Linked DNA regions of Homo sapiens: region 2 is linked to region 1. A link is an interaction called in ENCODE POLR2A ChIA-PET data of the cell type or tissue named here. Cell type or tissue: MCF 10A. All regions are shown on one strand. Links, peaks and the distances in the headings refer to the core of each region. The heading gives the core; the rest is flanking DNA. Region 1 overlaps HHIPL1 (HHIP like 1). Region 2 holds the start of LOC105370661 (a long non-coding RNA gene).

The links. ChIA-PET counts read pairs that join two places held together with the same protein. Peaks named below come from ENCODE experiments on the same cell type or tissue, not always from the same donor. Only the 100,000 strongest peaks of a DNase experiment are listed, where the experiment ranks them.
Region 2: POLR2A ChIA-PET joins it to region 1 with 6 read pairs; 2 of 35 experiments call an interaction of 5 or more read pairs at or near these places.

Annotation. Positions count from the first base shown.
Region 1 is chr14:99,649,264-99,661,531 of GRCh38, forward strand. It overlaps HHIPL1 (HHIP like 1), which reads left to right. Exons shown (of 9, transcript NM_001127258.3): 2 at 2,961-3,607; 3 at 7,737-7,880; 4 at 10,165-10,493; 5 at 11,017-11,143. Among named protein-coding and RNA genes, the nearest start is that of HHIPL1, 10 kb to the left of the region's middle. RefSeq lists enhancers at 2,844-3,344, 3,345-3,845. In MCF 10A, for the core only: no CTCF peak of the experiment used is centred there; a DNase peak (open chromatin) is centred at 5,158.
Region 2 is chr14:99,534,305-99,546,572 of GRCh38, forward strand. It overlaps CCDC85C (coiled-coil domain containing 85C), which reads right to left. Exons shown (of 6, transcript NM_001144995.2): 2 at 1,711-1,784. It overlaps LOC105370661 (a long non-coding RNA gene), which reads left to right and starts at 2,313. Exons shown (of 3, transcript XR_944200.4): 1 at 2,313-2,362; 2 at 3,137-3,231; 3 at 3,635-3,708. RefSeq lists enhancers at 3,048-3,639, 3,640-4,231, 5,576-6,311, 10,728-11,462. In MCF 10A, for the core only: no CTCF peak of the experiment used is centred there; a DNase peak (open chromatin) is centred at 3,297.

The DNA of each region.
Region 1 (12,268 bases), core at 1,875-9,874:
TGGTGAACGGAGGGCTCTCGTTGCCTTCCAGATGTCTGTTCTGCCCCTCACTGCGTCTCTGGAACCAAGATGGTGCCTGGTACAATCTCTGCTCAGTAAATTCTTGGTGAATGAAATGTTGCTGACTAATCTGGAAAGAACACCAGTCCAGGCATCATGAGGCTTGGGTGTGAGCCCTGGTTTGGCTACTTCTTGGCACGTGGCCTTCTTTAAGTCTCAGTTCCTCATCTATAAAATAGGAGTCAAGCCGTGTACGGTGGCTCATGCCTATAATCCCAGAACTTTGGCGGGCCAAGGCGGGAGGATTGCTTGAGCCCAGGAGTTCAAGACAAGCCTGGGAAGCATAGAGAGACCCTGTCTCTGCAAAAAATAAAAATGAAAATTAGCCGGGTGTGGTAGAGCACGTCTGTGGTTCCAGCTACTCTGGAGGCTGAGGTGGGGAGGATCGTTAGAGCCCAGGAGGTCAAGGCTACAGTGAGCTAGGATTGTGCCACTGCACTCTAGCCTGGATGACAGAGAGAGTCCCTGTCTCAAAAAATAAACAAATAAAATAAAATAGTGACAATGACCCTACCTTGCAGAGATGAAAGAAGGCACGTGTGCACACAGCCCCTCCCTGGTCCACGTGCAGCTGCCGGCTGACCCACAGGTGGTTCCCAGTGAACCATGGGAGGGACAGCACACACGGCGGCCTGAGGCCTGGCCATCTGGCCTGCTCACTGGCAGAGGGGAGCATGTAAGACATGGCACCCTGGTCTGTACCTGGGACAGTAACTGACCAGGACCCCAAGACATTCTGCCAAGTGGCCCTTGGCCAGTCAGGTGAGACCTAGCCTCACAGCAGTAGAGGGGCCAGGAGGACATGCTGTGGTATGACCAAAAGCCACAATCATGTCACAGGAGTGAGTGGGCCCTGGCCTGGGGCTTGAGAACACCCCGGGAGGCAGCCTGCCATCCCCCATCCCCAATCCTCCCCCAAACGTCCCAGAGGCCTCTTGCTGGAACCCAGCCTGGTCCTCCCTGTGAGGGGAGGGAGTGTGTGGCTGTCAGTACCTCCCCACTGCAGAAGGAGCATCCCCCGAAGCTCTGGGGGCCCAGAGCTGACTCAGACCCAGGCTTGGCCTGGTGGACTCACAGGTGGGGGAGGGTGTCAGTCACAGATAGAAAGAATGACCACGCCACAGGCCGGCGGCTCTAACAGGGAGGCCCGCAGACAGCCTGGAGCTGTAGGGGTAGGGTGCAGGGAGGGTGCTGTGGTGTGGGGACACTTAACTGGCGTTGGGGATGGGTAGTTGGGAGCTGGCCAGTAGAGCTGAGCAGACGTGGCTCAAACCCCAGCCCACTGGCATGTGACATGATACTTTGGGCTCCCTTCTGCTGTCTCTGCTTCCACCTCTGTGCAGTGGTAATAAGAACAGGCCTCCCTCCCATGGTTGCCTTGAGGAGGAAATGCAGATTCATGGGCACACTGCCCTGGTGCCTGGTCCACAATTTGCCCCAAACCCCAGGAGCTGCTGTGATTGGTTAGCATGGCTTCCCCCACGGCCATGGCCATGATTTAAGAATAAAGAGAATTCTGCCTGCCAGAGAAGAGCAGGGAAAGGGCATGCCTGCAAAGGGAACAGCCTGTGCTGAGGCTCAGAGGTGTGAAATGGCAGGGAGTATGTATTAGTCTCTTCTCTCATCGCTATAAAGAAATACCTGGCTGGGTGCAGTTGCTCACGCCTGTAATCTCAGCACTATGGGAGGCTGAAGCGGGAAGATGGCTTGAGCTCAGGAGTTCGAGAGCATCCTGGGCAACATGGCAAAACCCCATCTCTACAAAAAATACAAAAATTAGCTAGGCGTGGTGGCTCTCGCCTGTAGTCCCAGCTACTCAGGAGGCTGAGGCAGGAGCATCTCTTGAGCCCAGGAGGCAGACATTGCAGTGAGCTGAGATGGTGCCACTGTATTCCAGCCTTGGTGACAGAGAGAAAGAGAGACCCTGTCTCAAAAAAACTAACGGACAAACACAAAACAAAACAAAACAAAACTGGGTAATTTATAAAGAAAAGAGGTTTAATGGGCTCACAGTTCTGCAGGATGTATAGGAAGGATAGTGGCCTCTGTTTCTGGGGCGTTCTCAGGAAACTTACAATCATGGTGGAAAGTAAAGGGGAGGCGGCATGTCTCATGACGACAGCAGCAGCAAGAGAGAGATGGTGTGGGGGCACACTTTAAAACAACCAAATCTAATGAGAACTCACTCGCTCTACAGTACCAAGGGGAGATGGTACTAAACTAAACCATGCGTGAGAACTCCGCCCCGTGATCCAGTCACCTCCCACCAGGCTCCTCCTCCAACACTGGGGGTTACAATTCTACACGAGATTTGGGTAGGGACACAGATCCAAGCCATATCAGAGTATCAGGAGATGGAAGGTAGACAGGAGGCTGGAGAGGTGGGGAGAGGCAGGAGCTGATGATGGAGCTGTCCATGGGCAGAGCCAAGTTAGAGAGCACTTCGTGTTTTACTGTTTTTCAACAGATAGAGGCCGGAAGGTACTAGAGGGTGCGGACGGGGTGGTCAGGGAGGATCGGAGGTGAGCCTTGGGCAGGAACCCAAGTTAAGTGCAGCAGTGAGCTGTGCTGATGTAGGGGCGGAGGCGCACTGTTAACACAGAGAGGGTGGGTGACAGTGCCTCAGACTCTTCCTGGCATACGGCAGGTGCTCCAGAGTAGCTGCTGCTGTTGCTGCTGCTATTAATAGGAGTAGTAATAGTGTTCTAACAACAACACAAACATTAAGACCTAAGGTTTGCTACTGTCACTGAGGCTTATCGTGGTAACAGGCAGATGGCGTTGTCTCCATTTTATGGATCAGCAGACTGAGGCTCTGAGAGATGGGGGACCCGCCCAAGGTAACCTTGGGCTGGTAAGCACCTCCACAAAACATCTCTGAGCCATTACTGTCTCTGCAGGAATGCTCGCCGTATGCAGCCCACCTCTATGACGCCGAGGACCCATTCACGCCCCTGCGCACGGTGCCCGGGCTCTGCCAGGATTACTGCCTGGACATGTGGCATAAGTGCCGGGGGCTGTTCCGTCACCTGTCAACTGACCAGGAGCTCTGGGCGCTGGAGGGCAACCTTGCCAGGTTCTGCCGCTACCTGTCCCTGGATGACACGGACTACTGCTTCCCTTACCTGCTGGTCAACAAGAACCTCAACTCAAACCTGGGCCACGTGGTAGCCGATGCCAAGGGCTGCCTGCAGCTGTGCCTGGAGGAGGTGGCCAACGGGCTGCGCAACCCCGTGGCCATGGTCCATGCCAGGGATGGCACCCACCGCTTCTTCGTGGCCGAGCAGGTGGGGCTGGTGTGGGCCTACCTGCCCGACCGCTCGAGGCTGGGGAAGCCTTTCCTGAACATCAGCCGGGTGGTGCTCACCTCGCCCTGGGAGGGTGACGAGCGTGGCTTCCTGGGCATTGCCTTCCACCCCAGCTTCCAGCACAACCGCAGGCTCTACGTCTACTACTCAGTGGGTATCCGCAGCAGTGAGTGGATCCGCATCAGCGAGTTCAGAGTCTCCGAGGATGACGAGAACGCCGTGGACCACAGCTCTGAGAGGTGGCTTCCTTGGGGAACCCGGGCCTGGGTGGGGGCAGGCACCCATATGCACTGGTGTGACAGGACCAGTTGGTATCCTGTTCTCACATATTGTGAATATTTAACACACCTGGTGGGGGTGCTGAATTTCATGCTTTGGGGCCTGGAGAAGGACAGTTTTACAGAACAGACCTCACACAGGCATCATATCCAAACCCCTCCATCTGGCCTGTGAGGCCTGACATTTCTCCACCAACTCTTATTTCAGGCACTTTAGATGCTTCATTTCATTTGATTCTCCTAAAACCCACTGAGGCTAGTATTATTTTTCCCATTTTACAGATAAGAAAGTGGAGGCTTAGAAAGGTGAAGTGTTGGGTCACACGGGGAGGGAGGGTCAGAGCTGGAACCCTGATCTGTTGTCTCCAAAGCCCGCCCTCTGCCCCAGCCTGCCTCGCTCTGGCCTGAAGGTGCCATCTTTTTTGTTTTGTTTTGTTTTTTGAGATGGAGTCTCACTCTGTTGCCGAGGCTGGAGTGCAGTGGCACAATCGCAGCTCACTGCAACCTCCGCCTCCCGGGTTCAAGCAAATCTCCTGCCTCAGCCTCCTGAGTAACTGGGACTACAGGCACACACCACCACACCTGGCTAATTTTTTGTATTTCAGTGGAGACAGGGTTCCACTGTGTTGCGCAGGCTGGTCTTGAACTCCTGAGCTCAGGCAATCTGCCCGCCTCGGCCGAAGGTGCCATTCTTGAGCCCCACTGGGTCCTTTTTCCCACCTGAATCCCCTGCCTCAGGGAACTTGCTCTCCTTCCTGCCCTGAAGTTCATCTGTTCCTGCCTCTGGGCTTTTGCTCCTCTCAACAAGGCCTGCAGAGCCTGCACTCTGTGGATGATTTATGCCCCAACTGTTTTCAAAATGGGTCTGACCTGACCTTGCACGTGGGGCACATGTATCAGTCTAAGTCCAGTAGGAAATAAACCCTGTAACAGGTAACTCAATAGGTAGAATTTGATCCTGGGAGTCAGTTACTCATGTGTTAGAAATGATAAAAGGGCTCAGACGCAGTGGCTCACGCCAGTAATCTCAGCACTTTGAGAGGCTGAGGCAGGTGGATCACTTGAGGTCAGGAGTTCAAGACCAGCCTGGCCAACATGGCGAAACCCTGTCTCTACTAAAAACACAAAAACTATCTGGGTGTGGTAGTGGTTATCTGTAATCCCAGCTACCCGGGAGGCTGAGGCAGGAGAATGTCTTGAACCCAGGAGGCAGAGGTTGCAGTGAACCAAGATCCTGCCACTGCACTGCAGCCTGGATGACAGAGCAAGACTCTGTCTCAAAAAAAAAAAAAAAAAAAAGAAAAAAGAAAAAAGGCAACCTGGGGAAGGCAGCGACTCTGAGGTTAAAAACTGGAGGAAGCTGCCTCTACCCCTTGGGCCGGGAGGACAAAGTGAGAAGATGGGGTTACTGGCGCCCTGGAGCTGGGGACACCCAGTGGAAGCTGGAGCCATAATTGGCCTGGGCAGGAGGAGGTGGAGCCGAGAGAAGGAGCAGCTGTTGCCAAGAAGCTGCTTAAAGCAGAGAAGGGGAAAAACCCCAGTGCTCCTCCCTCTCCAGGCTCCTGCCAATGCTGTCCACTGGCTGAACCTCGCTGGAGGCCAGCTATCTAAGAAGCCTGGGAAATGTCGTTCATAGGAGCTGACCCCCTGCAGTAGAGAGGAGGTAGGGGGAGGGCCAGGACTGGGTGTGAGGGCAAATTGGCAAAGAACAGCACATTGTGTGTTTGATAAAACTGTAAAATCTTGACACCGAATGTATAAAAAGGAGGAGAAATCAAATATGTTAGCTATGAAGGCTAATGTGAAGCTTTATGATTCACAGCATTAGTTTTGACTATGAGCTTCCTGGCAGCCAGAGTGAAAGGAGGAAACATAATTATCAGATCTTACAGGAGCCTGTACAGCCAGTTCTCCAAGAGAGACCAAGTTTATCACATGGATCTGACAGAGGGGAGATGGAGGGACAGAATGGATGTGTCTTCAGTGGTGACTTTTAAAAATGGATTCCTGATAAAGACTTGAGGTGGAACACAAAATACACAGATGAACATATTTCAGAGTGGGGGCTCAGCAAAGGTCCTCTGGTGACCTCACAAAGTCAAGCCTAGAACTTGACTCACTGTTGGGGAAAGGTAGGCACAGCAGGCTCAGGGCAGGCCAGGAATGAGTGGTTATCCTTGCCTGAATCCGCTGTCAGTCTCTCCTCCCAGAGCTGAGATCCCAATGCCGGGTGGATGACCGAAAGTCTGAGCTGTTCTCTCCATGGAGAACCTGGAGTTTGGAGCTCTGTATTGCTCACCAGATCATATGCACAGGCCTCACAAAGAAAAGTCCTCCAGTCTTGGCTCTGAAAAATCAAAGTCCTGGGTTCAAGTCACTTGACCTTTCTGTATCTAATTTTTTCTTATTTGTATGGATAAGGGATTAATAGGCTGGGTGCGGTGGCTCAAACCTGTAATCCCAGCACTTTGGGAGGCCAAGCAAGGAGGATCGCTTGAGGACAGGAGTTCGAGACCAGCCTGGGCCACACACTGAGAGCCCTCATCTCTACAAAAAATTAAAAAATTGGCCGGGCATGGTGGCATGCACCTGTAGTCTCAGCTACTCAGGAGGCTGGGGCAGGAAGATCCCTTGATCCCAGGAGTTCGAGGCTACAGTGAGCTATGACCACATCACTGCACTCCGGCCTGGGTGGTAGAGTCTCAAAAAAGGAAAAAAAGAAAGAAAGAAAAAGAAGGGATTGAGAAATCAGTGACCGATCCTGGAAAACCTAAACCACCCTAAGTATTTCAGTCAGAGGAAACTGAACACAGGGATGACTAAGGCATTGGGAGGGCTGGAGAAGGAGAGGAGGAAGGTTAAGTTACTTAAAGACTAGTAACTGTAAGAAGCTGCTACCACTCTTGGGTTGGAGGAACAAAGGGAAAAAGTCCTTTGTGCTGTGGACTTTGCTGCTCTTAGTACCAAGATGGCTGGGTGGAAACCCAGGAGTCCACGTTCACCAGCCAACCCTGCTGTCTCTGCAGCCACCACTTCCGGAGGCAGGGCTAGAAGCCAAAGAAACCTGGTCTCTCCCTTCCACCCACCAACCCAAACTGGAAGCCAGCTGGCTGGGAAGTATGGTGGTAGGTTTCCTGCAATGGCAGTAAGGGAGGTTCCTGAGTAGGGTGAGTGTGGCGCTGAGTGCACCGCACACCGTCCTGCCCACCGTTAGAAGCTGCAAATGAGAGAGTACATAAGATGAGCTCAACATAAGTAACTAGTGTGTGGGAAGCTATGATGAGGAAGAAACCAGCTGTGTCAGTGACTAGGTCGACAATTTCCCATAATCATAACAGGGCAGGTGCTAGCAATGGAGAGCAGAAACAAACAAAACAAAACAAAACACTAGGCCAGAACGAGAAGACTTGAGTTCTAATCCCAGCTCTGCTACCTGTGGGCTGTGTGACCTTAGACAAGTTGCTCAACCTCTCTGAGCCTTTAGGTCCTCCTTGGCACGATAGAGTGCATTAACTTTGCTCATTCTACCTACTAGCTCCTTGTGGAAAATCACTTAATGTAAAGGATATGAAAAGTCTTTTCCAGGCTGGGCATGGTGTCTCACGCCTGTAATCACAGCACTTTGGGAAGCCAAGGTGGGCAGATCACTTGCGGTCAGGAGGTTGAGACCAACCTGGCCAACATGGTGAAACCCCATCTCTACTAAAAATACAAAAATTAGCCAGGCATGGTGGCGGGCACCTGTGATCCCAGCTACTCAGGAGGCTGAGGCTGGAGAATCGCTTGAACTTGGGTGGCGGCGGTTGCAATGAGCTGAGATTGTGCCACTGCACTCCAGCCTGGTGACAGAGCAACACTCTGTCTGCAAAAAGAAAAGAAAAGAAAGAAAGAAAGAAAGAAAGAAAGAAAGAAAGAAAGAAAGAAAGAAAGGAAGGAAGGAAGGAAGGAAGGAAGGAAGGAAGGAAGGAAGGAAGGAAGGAAGGAAGGTCTTTTCCATTGTGAAATGACATCCAAGGAGACCGTGATCTTGTTTTGTGTGTTTGGCTCATGCGTGGAAGGCTGAGTTTTAGGGGCCCTTATCTTCCTTTAGGATAATCCTGGAGGTCAAAGAACCAGCCTCAAACCACAACGGGGGCCAGCTGCTTTTCGGGGATGACGGGTACCTCTACATCTTCACTGGAGATGGCGGGATGGCCGGAGACCCCTTTGGGACATTTGGAAATGCCCAAAACAAGTATGTTCAGCTTTTGATTGGCTTGTGGGTTGGTCTCCATATCCCTGGGCTTCTCATACTCTTCCAGAGGGTGAGTTCCTTCCTCGGCCAGGCATTGTAGGGCAGGAGAAAAGGTTCTGGGTCCCAGCTCAGCCTGCAGCTAGCTGGGCAGCCTAGGCAAGTCACTTGCCCTCATCAGTTAGAGGGGGTAAAAGTCCACTCTGCAGGCAGCTTGTCACAAGGAGTAAAGGCAATCATGGCTGCTCAGGGCCTGGCACAGGACCCTCTGGGCACAGGCGCCTGAGAGGTGCATTAGCGAGCCTCAGGGCAGATGGGATTTTCTCTAAGGTCAGCCTGGCCCTGCCAGACCCCTGCTGGAAGAAGGGAAGGGATGCTTCCCAGGCCGAATGGAAAGTGTGAGCTGGCTGGAGCAGGGTGGCAACAGCACGTGGGGCTCCTGTCCCAGGGTCCCTCAGGAAGACCCAGATGTTAACGTGTAGTCTTGCTCTTTTACCCACTTCCTGGCTTGAGCAAATGAGCTCAAGATCTCATTCCATTACACACACACACATACACAAATATGCATACACACACATGTACACACATATATACACACATACACACACAAACACACATACACACATGCATATGCTACATATACACAGCACACACATATACACACATACATATGCATGCACACACACATTCACATATGCACATACCACATACACACAATACACACACATATACACACACATCCACACACATCCACATACATCCACATGTACACACACATACACACATACATACACATACACACATCTACATACATACATACCTTCACACACATACATACACACAGTCTTGGGAGTGTAAACAGGATGTCCAGGAGTCTCAAGTCAGCCTCCCCCATTCCCTTAGCCAAAATGGTAAAACCTTCCTCAGCCCAGGAAGTAAAAATAGCAAGTATGATGTTGATTACAGTAATTAAAGTGCTCACAATTTGTGAGTTGTCCTTTCACGTGTGACAGTGTAAGCATCATCCCAGCTTTCTCACGTTTGGGATGTGTTTAGAGATGAAGTTGAGAAAACAGAAATTAAGGATTAATGGATAATTGGACAGAACTTAAAAACATTATTTTGCTGCTACAAGTTGTGCCCACTTAGATATCGAATCCTGGCATGTGACGCGTGGGTTCAGGGGTGTGATCTGGATGGTGTTCAGCAGGCTGGAGTGTATGAGAGGAATTTACGGGGGAAAGTAGAAGGCCAGCAACAGGGGCTTGATCACAAGGCATATATCGGGTGGGAGCGTTTCATCACCGTGAAAGAGGATACTTGTTTGCTGTCCCTACTGATAAGGGAAAGGTGTGGGTGCTAACGCTATGTGAGGATGATGGAATACAGCTTCACAAACCCTGCCTTGAAAAGCAACCCAGAGGGAGGACACCAAAATGCTAACAGCAAGGGAAACTGATGCATTCAGTCGGTGCATCAGAAATCACCGCTGAGAAGGGCATGTTCTCCGCACTGTCTTTAAGCACATTACAGATTTTTCCCATCACGCGTCACTTTTGTCATGAGCTATCCTCCTTAGCTGCTTGGAGCTTAGGGCTGCACCCCTCTGCTCTCTCCCCCTCTCCCCACCAACCCGCACGCTGGTGCATTTGGCTTTGATTGCAATCCTTCATTCACTGACTCTGCACTTAATGGTCACCTACTATGTGCTGGTCACAGTGCCGAGTACTGGAAGAAAACTGTAAATACAAGTCATTTTTTCTAGTGGAATTTTCACCCTATACCACAGTCCGGGAGGACTGAATGGTCTGAGCGGGACCACTCTACTATTACAGTTGAGGACACCAAGATTCCACAGAGTGTGTGGTAAAGAGCTTGAGTTTCTGGGCCCAGGCTGTCTGGGCTGGATCCCAGCGGTGCGGCAACTGGGCGATGTTATTTGAGCTTTCTGAGCTCCGCTGCCACATCTGTAAAGTGGGGATCATACTAGGACACACCTACCTAAACGACTGTTGTGAGGACAAGACGAAATAGATGATGTGTTGTGTCCAACGCATGGGACAGGCCTGGCGCACAGGAAGGTGGGGGATGCATGTTGAGTGAATGAATGGTTACCCGGCTGTAAGTAGTTAAGGCGGACAGCATCCCAGGGTCTCTGGCCCCACAGCCTAGGCTCACCCTGCACCTGGCTCAGCGGTCAGCCGGCGCCCCAGCACCTGCCCCGCGGAGCCCGTGAGCCCTGGCTCAGGGCGACCCCGAGCCGCGCCCTCTCCCACCCCGCCCGCAGGTCGGCGCTGCTGGGCAAGGTGCTGCGCATCGACGTGGACCGTAAGGAGCGCGGCCTGCCCTACGGCATCCCGCCCGACAACCCGTTCGTGGGCGACCCCGCGGCGCAGCCCGAGGTCTACGCCCTGGGCGTGCGCAACATGTGGCGCTGCTCCTTCGACCGTGGCGACCCCTCCTCGGGCACTGGCCGCGGGCGCCTCTTCTGCGGCGACGTGGGCCAGAACAAGTTCGAGGAGGTGGACGTGGTGGAGCGCGGCGGCAACTATGGCTGGCGCGCGCGCGAAGGGTTCGAGTGCTACGACCGCAGCCTGTGCGCCAACACCTCTCTCAGTGAGTGCCCGCGCCCCGGGGACCCCGGCCCCGAATCCGCCCCCACCCCACCCCACCTGCTGTGCCGCAGGGCCTCCCTCGGAGACCGCACCCCCCCCCCCCCGGAGATCCCTGACCCTGAGTCTGTCCTCGGCCCCACTCTATGGGCTGTGCGGCAGGGCCTCACTCGGGGACCACCCGCACCCCAGGCACCCCCTGACCCTGGATCTGCCCCCACCCCAACTCCACGGGCTGTGAGCCAAAGCCTCCTTCGGTGACTGCCCCCGCCTCCACCCGGAGCCTCCCTGCGCCTTGGAGGCCTCCCAGCAGCGCTCTTGAGTTCTTCCTCGCTCCATCCCCACCTGGCACCCCTGCAGACACGCTTTCCACCACGCCAGCCCTGCTGTGGGCACGCCAGCCCTGCTGTGGGCACGCCCCTCCCTCCGTGGCCGCCCCACCCCCGCGGAATCCCTCCGGAATTCTCCTGGCTGATGAACCTTCCCGCCGCTGGCTCACCGAAGCTTCTCTCCCTCCCACCCCGCAGATGACTTGCTGCCGATTTTCGCCTACCCGCACACGGTTGGCAAGTCGGTCACAGGGGGCTACGTGTACCGGGGCTGCGAGTACCCCAACCTGAACGGCCTCTACATTTTTGGGGATTTCATGAGCGGGTAAGTGACCTAGTGCCCTCGCGCCCCTGGCTGCTGCCACTGGCTCCTTGGGACTGGCTCCTTGGTAAAGGGGAGTGTATGTGTGCGCCCGTTCCTGCACATGTGCCTCGCTGCTCTGACAGGGGCCCCTAGGTGTGGGCCGGACACCCGCATCCACCCGCTTTTCTCCTGAGATGTATGGTGAGCCTTTGCTGCAGGCCTCAGTACCTCTATGATAGACACACAACTCATGGCATTAAAGACTGGAGGCTTGCTTAAGTGCGGGTCCCGTGGTCTTCCTCTCCCTCCTGAGAACCATGGGCTCTGGGCCTGACAGCAGTTCTGATGGGCAGGAGGGCAGAATATGAACAATTTCCTGGACACTCAGGGCCACCCTGCTCCTGGGGAAGCCACAGCTTGTCACTGCAACAGCTGATGGGGGCCTGGAGCCCTGCCCCACCCCACCCCAGCCAGGACTGCAGGGAGCTTGCAAAGGTTGAGAAACTAAGACCCGAGAGAACAGTGGCTGCCCATGGGCCTCCTAATGGGGAGAGGAGGAGGTGGGGCTCTTGTGGCCTTGGAGCCTTGCTGCCCTGCCCCCGTGCTCTAGGGCAGCAGTACCACCCACTGAGACCCTGCTGTGGGAGGAGGATGAATCACATCCCAAATAGGTTTGATGGGGGAGGGAAACCTACATCACAACCCTCCTTCGAGTCAGGCTCTGTCCCCAAGGGTGCTTATGGAGCCTCGTGACCACCTTGTCCCATTTACAGAGGAGAAAGCTGAGGACTAAAGAGGCCCAAGGGCAGGCTGAGACGGCTTGGTCTGAACTCTGGCTCAGTTACTGGCCAGGTGACCTTGAGCCAGTTACTTCACCTTTCCTTATCTTCAGCTACCTCATCTGCAAAATGGAGATGATCATAGTACTTGCCCCTAGGGTGGTTTTAAGGACTGAATCAGTTAATACATAAATATCACTTAGAATCTAGTGTGGAAAGAAAGAAAGAGAGAGAAAGAAAGAGAGAGAGAGAGAAAAGAAGGAAGGAAGGAAGGAAGGAAGGAAGGAGTACATGCTTAATATATGGTGATTTTTTTTTTTTGAGACAGGGTCTCATTTTGTCACCCAGGCTGGAATGCAGTGGCACA
Region 2 (12,268 bases), core at 2,684-10,683, 110 kb before region 1:
GAGATCACGCCATTGTAATCCAGCCTGGGCAACAAGAGCTAAATTCCATCTCAAAAAAAAAAAAAGAAAGAAAGAACACTGCAAACAGCATCCCAAATTCAGAGCTGGAGCTTCCAACCCACTTCTCCACAGGAACAATGAGACAAAGAAACTCCAGATCAGGGCAGACGCGTGAGGTCACTGACCCGGGGGCCCGAGCTTCAGCCACCAGAGCATGGTCCTGGCCCTTGCTCTGCAGAGCAGTAGCCCCTGCCACCACCCAGAGGCAGGACTGCCTCTCCTACACACTGCATGGGGACCTTCTCCAAAGCAAAGGTCCCTAAGCCATGACCTTCTCCTGGTGTCACTTCTGCCTACAGCTTCCACACACCCTCCTTAGCAACCACAATGGCCCCGCCAGGTCTGCAATGGAAGGCTGGCGTCTAGGGAGCCCCACTCCACAGACAGGTGAGACCCCAGCCCCTCCTGCCCTCACCAGCCCTGGGAAGCCAGCACGGCCTGTGGCCAAAGCCCTTCACCATAGGGCACCTGACAGCAAGGCATGAAATTACAAAAGCCAGCCTTGCCATTCAGAGCTTGGCTGTGCACTTGCGCCTGTATGGTGGTGGGGAGTGGGGGGCGGGGTGTGGAGGAGAGTTCACAAGAGGCCAAATGAGGAACGTGCACTCTGCTAATCCCACCAGGCCCTGGGAACCTTCCCCACAGCCCACAAAGGGGTGAGACGTGAGGATGACCTCAGTGGGAGCTGTGCTCCCTGCTGGGGCCGTGAGCCTCCCAGCAGCCGCCCAGTGGGCAGAGAGGGTGCCGTGGAATTCCTGAGCTGGGCAGTCGGCACCAAGCCTGGCTGGTCACCTAGCAACAGGGCCAGGCAGCTGAGCCATCCCTGCGGTTGGTTCCCAGAGAGACGCCTTGGGTATCCCAGGCTGACCGCTCACGGCGCAGTGGGAAAAGCAGGGAGAGGGAGACTGGGATGAAGCCAGGGATGCGCACGAGGGCTCGGAGGCTTGGGGGAGCGAGCGGCTTGAGAGGTCGCCAAGCCAGCTGGCCCCCAACACCCAAGCGTGACTGCCCATAGCCTCCTCTCGGCAGCCCCCACGCCTGCCCCACCTGCAGCAGGGAAAGCCCTTGTCCTGGCAGTCACACGTCCCCTCCAAGCTCCAGCCACACTCAAGAGGCACAGCCCCTCACCCAACCCCACCTCCCCCCTACAGCCAACCCCTCCCACGCCGTGCCCCTGCTGCCCAGCTCTGCACAGGGGTAGCAGCCTCATCTGTCTGTGGGTGAGGTCGGGCCCAGGAGGGAGGAGGGGAACCCAGCCCAGGGAGGTACCGGCCAGTGAGTCCAGCACGGCAGAGGCGGGGAGGCTTCCGTGTGAGTCTGCCCCATCTCCTGCCTGGATCTGCCCATCTGCCAGAGGAGTGAAGCAGCCCATTTCTTCATCAACTGGGTGTTGTCCACCCTCTCAGGCCCTGGGCCAGCCCTGAGGAGCTCGCATACTGGGCAGTCAGCATGGAAGGTTGGGCAGAGGGAAGCCCAGAGGTGTGGGAGCCAGGGTTAGGTCCCTGACCCCACTTTCCAGGAGGTGACAGGTGGCAGTGGGAGCAGTTGGGGGGACAGCCTAGGTCCCAAGGGGAAGGGTGCCCTGGGTGAGCTGGAGGGGTGGGTGCTGGGTCGCGGTCCTCAAGGCAGCGCCACCCGAAGCCGGCCTACCTGTGCGAGGAGCTTGTCACCCTCCAGCAGCCTCACTTTGCTCTCCAGTTGCCTGATGTAGGTGGATGAGGGATCTGGAAGGACACAAGAGGAAGGGGGACATTAGCCTCCAGCAGACTCCATCCCCATTGCGCAACCCCGACTGGCCCCAGACCCGGCATGGAAGGTTTGGGTCTGAGGAGTCCCACCCCACAGCCAGGTGACGCCCCAGCCCCTCCGAGCCCTCGCCCGCCCTGTGGAAACAGCACGGCCTGTGGCCAAAGGCTTCCGGCCATAGGGCACCTGACACCAAGGCACGACACACAGAGGCCAGCCTTGCAGGACCCGCTGCTGCCCTCGCTGTGGGCCTCTGAGCCCTTCTCAGGACCTTCAGGACCTGTAGAAAGGTGGGGGGTGTGGGGGTGGCCTCGCCAGCCTGCCCTGGAGCAATTCCTTCAGCTTCCAAGATGCTGCAGGCTCAAATGGAGCTCTCACAAACACAGCCAGGGCACAGCCCACCCCAGGGTCGGGGTCCGGGGAGCCCCCTCCTCTACACAGTGGGGAAACAGACTCCTGAACTTGCCAAGTCAGCATCTGGGATCCTTCCAGTCCACTTCGCCTGATCACCCAGGAACTTCTCACAAGCTATGTGTGCCCACAGCATATGCTGCAGGTGAGCAGCCACCTTCCCCATATGACAGTCGGGAACCCCGTGGAACACCCTGGTCATGTGTCCCCAGTTTCTGACCTCAGGCCAAGGGAGCCCTATCTATGCAGACCACTGGTGCAGGGTGAAATTCACCCACCCTCACCACACTGACCCTGCTTTCCAGTCACATCAGGAAAACACAAAAAAATCCCATCCCCACCCCCACGTCCAGCCATCCCATACCCCTGGTCCTGCCTCCCCCCAGGCTGGGAGTCAGCTCAGCTGCCAGGATGCCCAGGGCAAACCCTCAGGGCAGAGGGCTGGGGGAAGGGAGGAGAGGCAGGAACGGGACCCAGAACACAGGCCGGGGGACCACCCAGCAACAGCAGGTTTGGAAGGAGGAGGCAAGGGGGAAGCAAGGCTGTCCCAAGTACCCCTGTGAGCCACGAAGCCACCTGGTAAGGGATGGGTTATTAACATCTCTCGCAGAGATCACCTGGCCCAGATGCCAGCCCAGACCCCATCCACCCTGACAGCTGTCCACCCACCGGCCCACCCGACAACAGGACGCAGGGTCTTCCCAGATTCATGCCGCTCACCCTCGATTGCAGAAGCAGAGACATCAGCCCCTTTGACCACACACAGCCAGCTATCTAGTCCCCATCACCACCTCAGGGCTGGGGATGGACTCCACAGGCTGTTAACATGCCTGGGGGGACAGGGGCTTGGGTGCTACTGGGGACAAGCCAGGACCACCATGCCAACCACAGGACCAATGAAGCATCTGTCTGCCCCCAGCACACCAATAAAAGGATGCTTGGGAGCCCCCTATTCAGCCCTGGACCAGGCCTAGGGCCCAGCAGAGCCACTGGCCCAGCCACAGGCAGGAGCAGGTACTGGAGCCCGGCCCGGCCGCACTCACTGCTGGGGAAGAGCGCAAACCAGCCTCCCCTCCTCCTCCAGCCCAGTCACCTCCCAGGAATGTGGGGCCTTCTAGAGAGGAGAGAAGGGCAGCTCCCCATCCAGGCCCAGCCTCCCCGCCCTGCCAGGCAGACCACCCCTGCCCTCAGGGTGACCTCAGAGCCTCACACCTCACCAGCCCTGATCCCTCCCTCCCTGGCCTCAGTTTACTCATTACTCTATCAACCCCGACAAACAGTTCCCATGCCCACCCAAGCAAAGCGGTGTGATGGGAAGAGGCCTCAGCATTCAGGGTGTGCTGGGTCCCTCTGAGCATGGGGAGGTAGGGTGCAGCCTAGGCTCCCCAAACCTTCATGTCCTGTACCCTACTAACAGGAGGGCTCCCTGGAACACCAGCTGGGAAGCAGTGACCAAGTAAACTCCAGAGACCCTTCCGGCTCCCTCACTCTGACAGAGCTAGGACAAGAACGCACCAATGACTATGGACCCACGTGTGGGGTCTCCCTCTGGGTGGAGTCGGGTGGGGGGTACCCACTGTCCCATGTGGAACACGTGGTACCCCCTGCATCTGATGCCTTGCAAAGGACAAGCAGCTACCATCCTCATTTTCCAGGTGCAGAGGCCACAAGGAACAAAGTGTCCCCACCACCAGCAGGTGAGCCTTCCAGCCCCTCTCCCCACTACCCAGGCCCACGCCACAGGTCAGTCTTTAGGACCCAGTGTTTCTGGCCACCCTGGGCAGAGCTGACAGCCCCAGCCTTGGAGAGAAGCTGGCAGAGACTCAGAAAGAAGACGCCATTCCCAGTCACACCACTCTCCTGAAGGCTCTCCGCAGCGCAATCCTCAGCACGGCCACAGGGCCCCTGCTCACCACAGCACCCCCATGGGACTGTGCTCCCGGGGATGGCCCTGAGCCAGGGGGAGGACCCAGCCACTGTGTGTGACCAACAGCCCAAGATGGGCACTAACTTGTTCTCTGCCCTTCGCTGCCACAGAACCATTCAGGAGGTGGGTGCACTTTCAGCCCACCCGCCTCCCCCTGCTGGTTCCCACAGGGTGAGCGAGGAGCTCCCAGCACTTCCCTCTCCATGAGCCCACAATCGGAGGAGGGATGGGCTGGAACCCAAGTCCACAGCTGCCCCGTCAGCCTCAGCACCTTCGCTGGGTGACCCTTCTCCTGTCTGAGCAGTCCGCCCCCTCAGATACAACTGGGGTTTCACACCCACTTCCCAGTAAGGGTTAAAGACAGTGATCAGGCTGGCAGGTGGCATCCGGAGAAGGGATGCAGACAGGCCATCCCACAGGTCGCCAGCAATGCCCTGCCTGCCCATAGCCAGCACCTCACCTCAGAACCCACAGGCTACCATCCCCCACATCGGGCCACCTGTAGGCACAGACAGGTGGCCACACACCCACGGCCCCAGACCAAGGGGCTGCCCCTGACAGACCCATCTGTTGAGGTTTACCCCAAACCCCAGGCAGCTATGCAGAATAAAATACACTGCAGACCACCAGGCTTCATTGGGTTTTTCTTTTAAATTTCAAAATAACAACATAACACTCTTAAAAAATATTTTAGACCATCCAGTAATTCCAGTGGAATCTATCCTAAAGAATTAATTCTAGGCTGGGCACGGTGGCACATGCCTGCAATCCCAGCAATTTGGGAGGCCGAGGCAGGTGGATCACCTGAGGTCAGGAGTTCAAGACCAGCCTGACCAACATGGTGAAACCCCATCTCTACTAAAAATATAAAATTAGCTGGGCGTGATGGCAGGCACCTGTAATCCCAGCTACTCAGGAGGCTGAGGCAGGAGAATCACTTGAACCTGGGAGGCGGGGGTTGCAGTGAGCCGAGATCACACAACTGCACTCCAGCCTGGGTGACAGAGTGAGACTCCATCTCAAAAAAAAAAAAAAAAAAGAATTAATTATAATTATGAAGAAAGCAGACAGAGTGGCCAAAACTGGAAATAACTATTTGTCCAACAACAGCTGAGGGTTCTACCCTGTCATCATTAAAATGATGTTTAGAAAGTTTCTCTCCTAAACAATATGGAAAAACACTTAAAATGCCAGTGGAAAGAACTGGACACAAAATGACATGCACAATGGCTGCGACGTTTAAAAATATCCAGGCATTGACGTGAGTTCAGGAAGGAAGTCCACAGAAATCCTGACTGTGCGGCTGCTCAGATGAGGGAACCAGTGGGTTTTTATTTATTCACATCGTTTCTTGTTAATTTTCAAATAATCGACTTGTAGTCTAGTTCTGAAATCCTTCTTTCAGAAAAAAAGAATGGCCGGGCGCGGTGGCTCATGCCTGTAATCCCAGCACTTTGGGAGGCCGAGGCGGGCGGATCACCTAAGATCAGGAGTTCAAAACTAGCCTGGCCAACAAGGTGAAACCCCCATCTCTACTAAAAATATAAAAATTATCTGGGAGTGGTGGTGGGCACCTGTAATCTCAGCTACTCAGGAGGCTGAAGCAGGAGAATTGCTTGAACCCGGGAGGCAGAGGTTGCAGTGAGCCGAGATCACGCCACTGCAGTCCAGATGGGCGACAGAGCGAGACTGTCTTTAAAAAAAAAGGGGGGGGAACGGATTAAACTCTTGCACCTTCACATTACATGCATGGCCACCCAATGAAGCAATGGACATTTTAAACCCACCACCCTGACCCTCTCCCCACACTCAGCTCCCTAGAAGAGCTCTCCAGGCTGCCAGGAGCCAGTGAGCCGGGCGTCAGTCACCCTTGGGTCAGGAGCAGGCACTCTTCAGACAGGAAGAACAAGAGTGATCTGGGCACTCCCAGGCGGGGGCTGGAGGGCAGGAGACCCCGGGAAGGGCCGGCTCCCCGGGAGGACTGTCCTTCCTGGCAGCCTCAAAACTCGTGATCCCACTGGGTGCCTGCAAGCCCCAGCCTCTTGGAGATGAGCGGGTAATTAAGTTAATCCCAGGGTTTACAGTAATGAGTGCTGGAGCCACAGGGGAGGGGACATCATTTCCCAGCTTGGCTGCCTGAGGGCAAAATGAGGGAGGTGACCCTGGGCTGGCCTGGCCAAGGGGTCCCCTGGGGTGCTCCCCTAACCCGTCTGGGGGCCATCGGACCAATTCTGGGGGATTCCCTATCCAGCTGCCAACCGGGGAGGAGGGTGTCTCCCTACAACGTTCTTGTGTCCAGGAGCCAGACCTAAGCTCCCCTCACCCCGCCCTCTTCATGGATCCCTTGCTCCCATGAGGAGGGGGTGGGGGAAAGCTGTGCAGCATGGTGGGGGGAGTCACAGAGCCTGCAGGTCTGCCAAGCCCTCCCCATTGGCGCTGTGCCGGCTCCATCCCAGATACCCTGCACTGGGTCCTGCCACTGGGACCAGGACTCACTGGCCTTCTGGGAAGCTGTGAGGCAGGGGCTGGGTGGTATTCCCCCTCCTGGCCTGGTTTTCACACTGGCAAGATGATGTCACCTCCACCTCCCCTCCAGACTTTGCTGTGTCCAGAACAGTAAGAACTGGGGGGCCAGAAGCCATGTCCCATCACCTCTGTGACCTTCCTTCCCTAGCTCAGCACTTGGCACACAGTCAGCCTCCAGAAAAATGTCTGCAGCCCTAATAGGAACTCATCCCTGGAGGGACCTGTTCTTAGCTGCCTCCCTGGCTCCGTCCCACCATCTCCCACCAGAAGGAGTAGCTGCAATGAGCTCCTCAGGAGCGCTCAGCCATGCATGTGACACAGCACCCCGCACCCCAAGCTGGGGAACCCCAGACAAGGAGCTGCCGAGGCTACAGGGGGCAGAGCATCCTGGGCTCTGGGCACACGCTCCTTGCATCTGACTCTGCGGTGCCTGATGCTCCTGTCTCACACACGCCTCCCTATGATCTTATATCTCAGGTTGGGTGCAGACTGAGAGAGGAGGAATCAACTTCACGTGGGTTATGTGGGTGGCAACCCCAGGAAACCCAGGGAGAGGGGTAGAGAAGGGAGGCAGGGAAGGGAAGAAGCCAATGGAAGGGGTGTCCACTCTGCCGGTGAGCTCTAGGGCTCGGAGTCACCCCACCTGTCCAATGGTTCACTGGGAGTATTAACGTCCCAGCACTGCCCAAGAGGAGAATGGACAGGAAGGGCTCCTGGGCAGAGCTGCAGGTGCCAGCAGGCGATACAGCCGTGGGCTCAGAAACAGGAAGTGCCTCAGGGATCAGGGCTGGGCATCAACAGTGTCTGTGACCACTCAGGAGAAAATATGGTTTATCCTCTCTCCATAGAAGGTGGAGGCTGGGGGCGAGGGAGCTGCAGTGACACACAGGGACACATGGTGACACATGGTGACACACAGAGCCTGACTCTCCAGTTGCTGTGCACCCTCCCCAGGTCTGCCTCCCAGCCCCTCCCCCTGAGCAAGGCCCTACGGCATGGCTTCCCAGCCCTGGTCAATTTCTGCAAGGTCTGGGGCCAGGCAGGCTCGTGGCAGGTCATTAGCAGGAGACCTGGCCACTCCAAGCCGCAGGCCTCCATCGGGGCTCCTGCCCAGCACCTCCATGGGCCCTGTGCAAGACAGCTGATACCACCGTTCAGCGCAGCAGCTTGGCTGATTAAATCCCCTTCTCCTTCCACTTCATTAAGAGGAGTCAGCTGCAGCCTCAGGGCTGGTGGCTCCATGAGGTGGAAGGGCCTCATTAAACGAACACGTACTTCCCACAAAGTGCAGAAACAAGGTGCAAAGGTGCACCAAGTAACAGGCAGGGCAGGGCCAGGGAGAACCGGGCTCCAGGCTCTTAAGCCAGTGCTCTTGGTACCACCAACTGCGGGGAGCTCCAAGAACCAGGGACACGGACGGAGATGCAGATTCCAGAAAAACCCGTCCATAACCATATTCATCTACCGAACAGCAATCGTGTGGCTTACACACATTAGTCCTCAACATTCCTCACCATGAGGCAGGTGACCAGGCCCCCCCAGTTTACAGATGAAGAAACTGAGGGTCAAGGAGGCAAAGTGGCAGCCACAGACCCAGGGAGTGGTGGCCTAGAGGCTCCGGGTAGCAGCCGGCCTCCTCTTCCCAGGCAGTCCTCCCCACCCTCCAGCTCAGCACCACCCATCCTGGGCTGGAGGCAACAGAAGGGCCACACTGGCCACACATCCTGCAGTGCCCCCTCCTACCCAGCAGGCACTAACCCTTGGCCGCTGCTTCATCCCGAGGTGGCCACTGCCCGCATGCCAGGCCCAGCGGGTCCTGCAGCTGCATGTTCCTGGCCGCCCTACACCTCTGAGGCATGAGCACTTCGGGTTTCCCCCAGCGAGGCCTGGGGCGCTCTCCTTGTGTGGGTTCACCAAAGAGCCCTGTGAGCTGAGCCACCAGAGCCTGGGGACGGCCCCATCTTCTCGAGGGACTTGGGAGATACCGCAACTCCAGGCCTGCCTACTCCCTGGATCCCAGCATTCCAAAGGGTCACCAAAGGACAGAAATTCTTGGAGAGCAGAGAGAATCCTCTAATCTGAGACCCAAAAGGAGTTATCGATTTCATCACAGTCCAGGCTACCAGTGGGGTGGTGAGTTCCCCATCATAGGGGGAGAGAAAGCAGCGGCTGAACAGTCTTTCTTTGGGCAGAAGCCTCTGGAACAATGAAGGTTCCCAGTATGGCAAAGGAAGCTGCTTACCTACCCCAGTGCCAGAAGAGCTAACTCTGCTCCTCCAATCTCCACAGGACCCTGCCATGCAGAACCCCGTCTTACAAAGGAAAAAAGGAATGCTCAGAGTAGCCCAAGGTCACAAAGCCAGCCACCCACAGGACCAGCGGGGGTCGGCGGGCAGGGGCAGTATATTATTGGTCAAAGGCACATCCCTTCCTGTGAGGGACCCTTGGCCTAATGAAGGAGCTGCAAGAATAACCACATCTACTGCAACGCAAAGAGTGGAGCAAGGAGGCGCAGCCCAGGAGAGAGGGGCAGAGAACAGGGTGTGCTGACCAGGAGAAATCAGGGCCTCCTTCCTGAAGGAGGTGACACTCGAGCTGAGCACTGAAGAGCAAGCAGGACTCTGACAGAGTTTGTGAGGATGGGGAAGACGAAAGGCACATAGGAGCTGAGGGCACAGCCTGAGCAAAGGCAGGGAGGTAGAGCCACAACAGGTCCAGGTACACCTGTGCTGTGCCCCTTAGCATCAGTGGCCATGCCAATCCCAGCTGACACCAGCTCCTGGAAGGGATCACAGCTCTCGGAGGGGCAGGCTGAATGTGAAACGGGCATTATTTATGGATGAAGGCAAGAGGCCTGAGAGAGGGCATCGGGTTCCTGTGAGGACAGCTTTTGGCGGTGGCTGCATGGAGCCAGGCAGGCCTCAGTGCCCACAGCCCACAAATGGGCATGCAGGGTGTTGCAGGCCGAGGCAGCTGGCTGCAAGCTCAGCGATGCCTTCCAGTGCCCTGGGCGTGGAAAAGAGTTCTCCCATCCACTTGGGGCATAAAGAAGAGAACCATCTTTCCCATTCGCACACACACAGTTTGCTGAGTACCCACCATATGCCAGCACACACGGAGCACAACCCCATCACACCAAGCTGACGAGGGACATCCTGTAACTGCTACCACTGTGTCATCGACAAGGCGCCTGAGACTCAGCGATGTTAGGCAGCAAGGCCAAGGTCACCCGGCGGGAACCTTGCAGGGCTGAGATTTGAACCTGGGTCTGTCTACAGCCAAGGCTCTCTCCATCTAACTCGCAGCTTCCACACCAACCCCGGGGTTCTGGCGCACTGACCCTGGGCCTCTCAAGACATCATCACCATGGTTGTCAGGGCTGTTCATTCTAAGCTTTGCCTGGCAAGGAGGCACAGCAACTTTCACCTACTCCCCCAACAAAGAGACCGAGGTTCCGAGGGGCTCCATAACCACCCAGTCACAGAACTCATAAAAACAGGGCTAAAATTTGAAGGGTGTGTGTGTGTGTGTGTGTGTGTGTGTCTGTGTGTCTGTGTGTTCCCACACCCAGGACTCTTCTAGACAACCCACTGAGGCAGGGGATGGGGCTTGGAAGACAGCCTGACTCCCCTCTCCCAGAGCAGAAATTCTCTTCGTGACGCAAGGTGACTTTCAGGGCCCAGGCTCCAGGGAGCGTCACTCTGAACTCCATTATCCTTGACCCATCTCTCCTCCGAGACCTCGCCTCCAAGGGCACCAGATAAGCGCCCAGCCCCAGATGTGAAAAGACTTGATGTTAGTGAGGTTTTCAGTCTGAGCCAAAGACCCCACAGCCTCTGAGCCTCGCCAGGTCACACATGGCCTGCAGGCTGGCACCAGCTTCCCCTGAGATCCACCTCCATGCCCGGAGACATGGGATCATGGGAACCTAAAGTCCCACCTCGCGGATGCATGCAAAAACGGAGCTGCCATGACCGGAGCCCCACACTCTCCATCTCACACTTCCACAGCCGGATTAGAAATCAAACACGCCGAGGACACCCTTCCCAGTGCCTCCAGGGAAAAAAAGTAGCTAGAGAAGAGGAAAACGAACGGCTGCCCTAATGAGAATGAAATCTCCTGGTGCTGGCCGGTCAGCCTTCCCCAGTGAGTGCACGCCTGTCCTCTCAGTGTCATCTGTCCCCTCGTGGGCCACTCTGCTCTGGGCTGGGGACTCCCACACCGGCTGCCTGCCTCTCCCACACATCAGCTGCCTGCCTCTCCCCAGCTTCAGGGGCCACTGGGCACCCAGCATTTAATTCCAGGAAAAGCCACGAGGCTTCCCAATGACACTGCAATGTGGAGGGGGCAGCTGAATGGAAAGCCCCGCTCCGGCTCAGTTCATCTAGAATGTGCCCTACTTTGGATCTGCCTGGGAACCACCAGTGTTCTCAAACCAAAACTCAAACTCATTTCTCCATCCGCTGCTTGGGAAGCCTGACAAGCCAAATGAAAACTGTGTAATTGCTTCAAATATGGGGACAAGGGGAAAAGAATTCCTTCCCTGTGCCTTCAAGGGCTGCACGCATCTGGAAATTGACCTGTGTGTGTGAGACGGTGGTGCAGGTGTCGGCACTGTTAATGCCCATCACACTCCCCTACCAACCCCAACTTCACTGCTGAAGTTGGGAATCAGTGATAGATCTGGACTGTGTGCAGACATCAGCTAGTCCCGCCGGGGAGAGACATCTCACCACACAGCGGTCACATCACATTCAGCCTGCAGCTCCCAGCATCAGGCTGAAAGGTACGCCCTCCTGGCTCCTTGGAGAGCTTTTAAAATCTGATCTCTTCCCCTGAGACTAACTGGACACTCTAGGGGAGGGACCTGGGCATCAGTTTGCATTTTAAACGCCCTGTGGGTGATTCTAACATGCAGCTCTGTGGTCACTGTTCCAATCATCCAACTCCCAGCCTCCAACTCCGAGGGACCCTTTACCCTCCTGCCCCTGACTATTAATTAGTGGAGCTGAACTCTGAAGCAAAGGCAAAAAAAGCTAGAGGGATTATGATGCAACTAATCGCGCAGGACTGAAGTCTGCATGGGGGGGGGGAATAAACAACCCTTACCGAGCCCTAGAACGCAGGTGCCAAGCCCCCCGGTAGCATAAAGGGGAGAATTTTGCTGGTTTCAGGAGAAAGTGTGTGGGGGCTGCTTTCATCACTAGATGTCAACCAAATCTCTATCGAGTGCCAGGCTCTGTGGGAAGAGCTGGGGGGCCGGGATGATGCCCTGCCCCCACAGCTCTGCCCCGGAGCCTGCTTTCCTGCAGAGTTAGTAAGAACAGTGGGGAGGCGTGGGAGGGGTGGGACATCTCAGCCACATGCAGAGGTGGGAGGTGCAGCAGGTGGAGGCGGCTCAGGAAACAGGGAAATCCAGGCTTGGCTGGGTCATCACAGCCAGCACTGGGAGAGCGGCTCAGGGAAGGCACTTGATCTGCGGTGAGAGCAGTGGTGGGAATCCAAGGCCCTGCAGCAAGAGAAAGAGGGGGCTCTGGGCGGTTCCATCTGGCAGCAGCAACACATCTGGACTGTGTTTCACTGAGGCAATGAAAACAA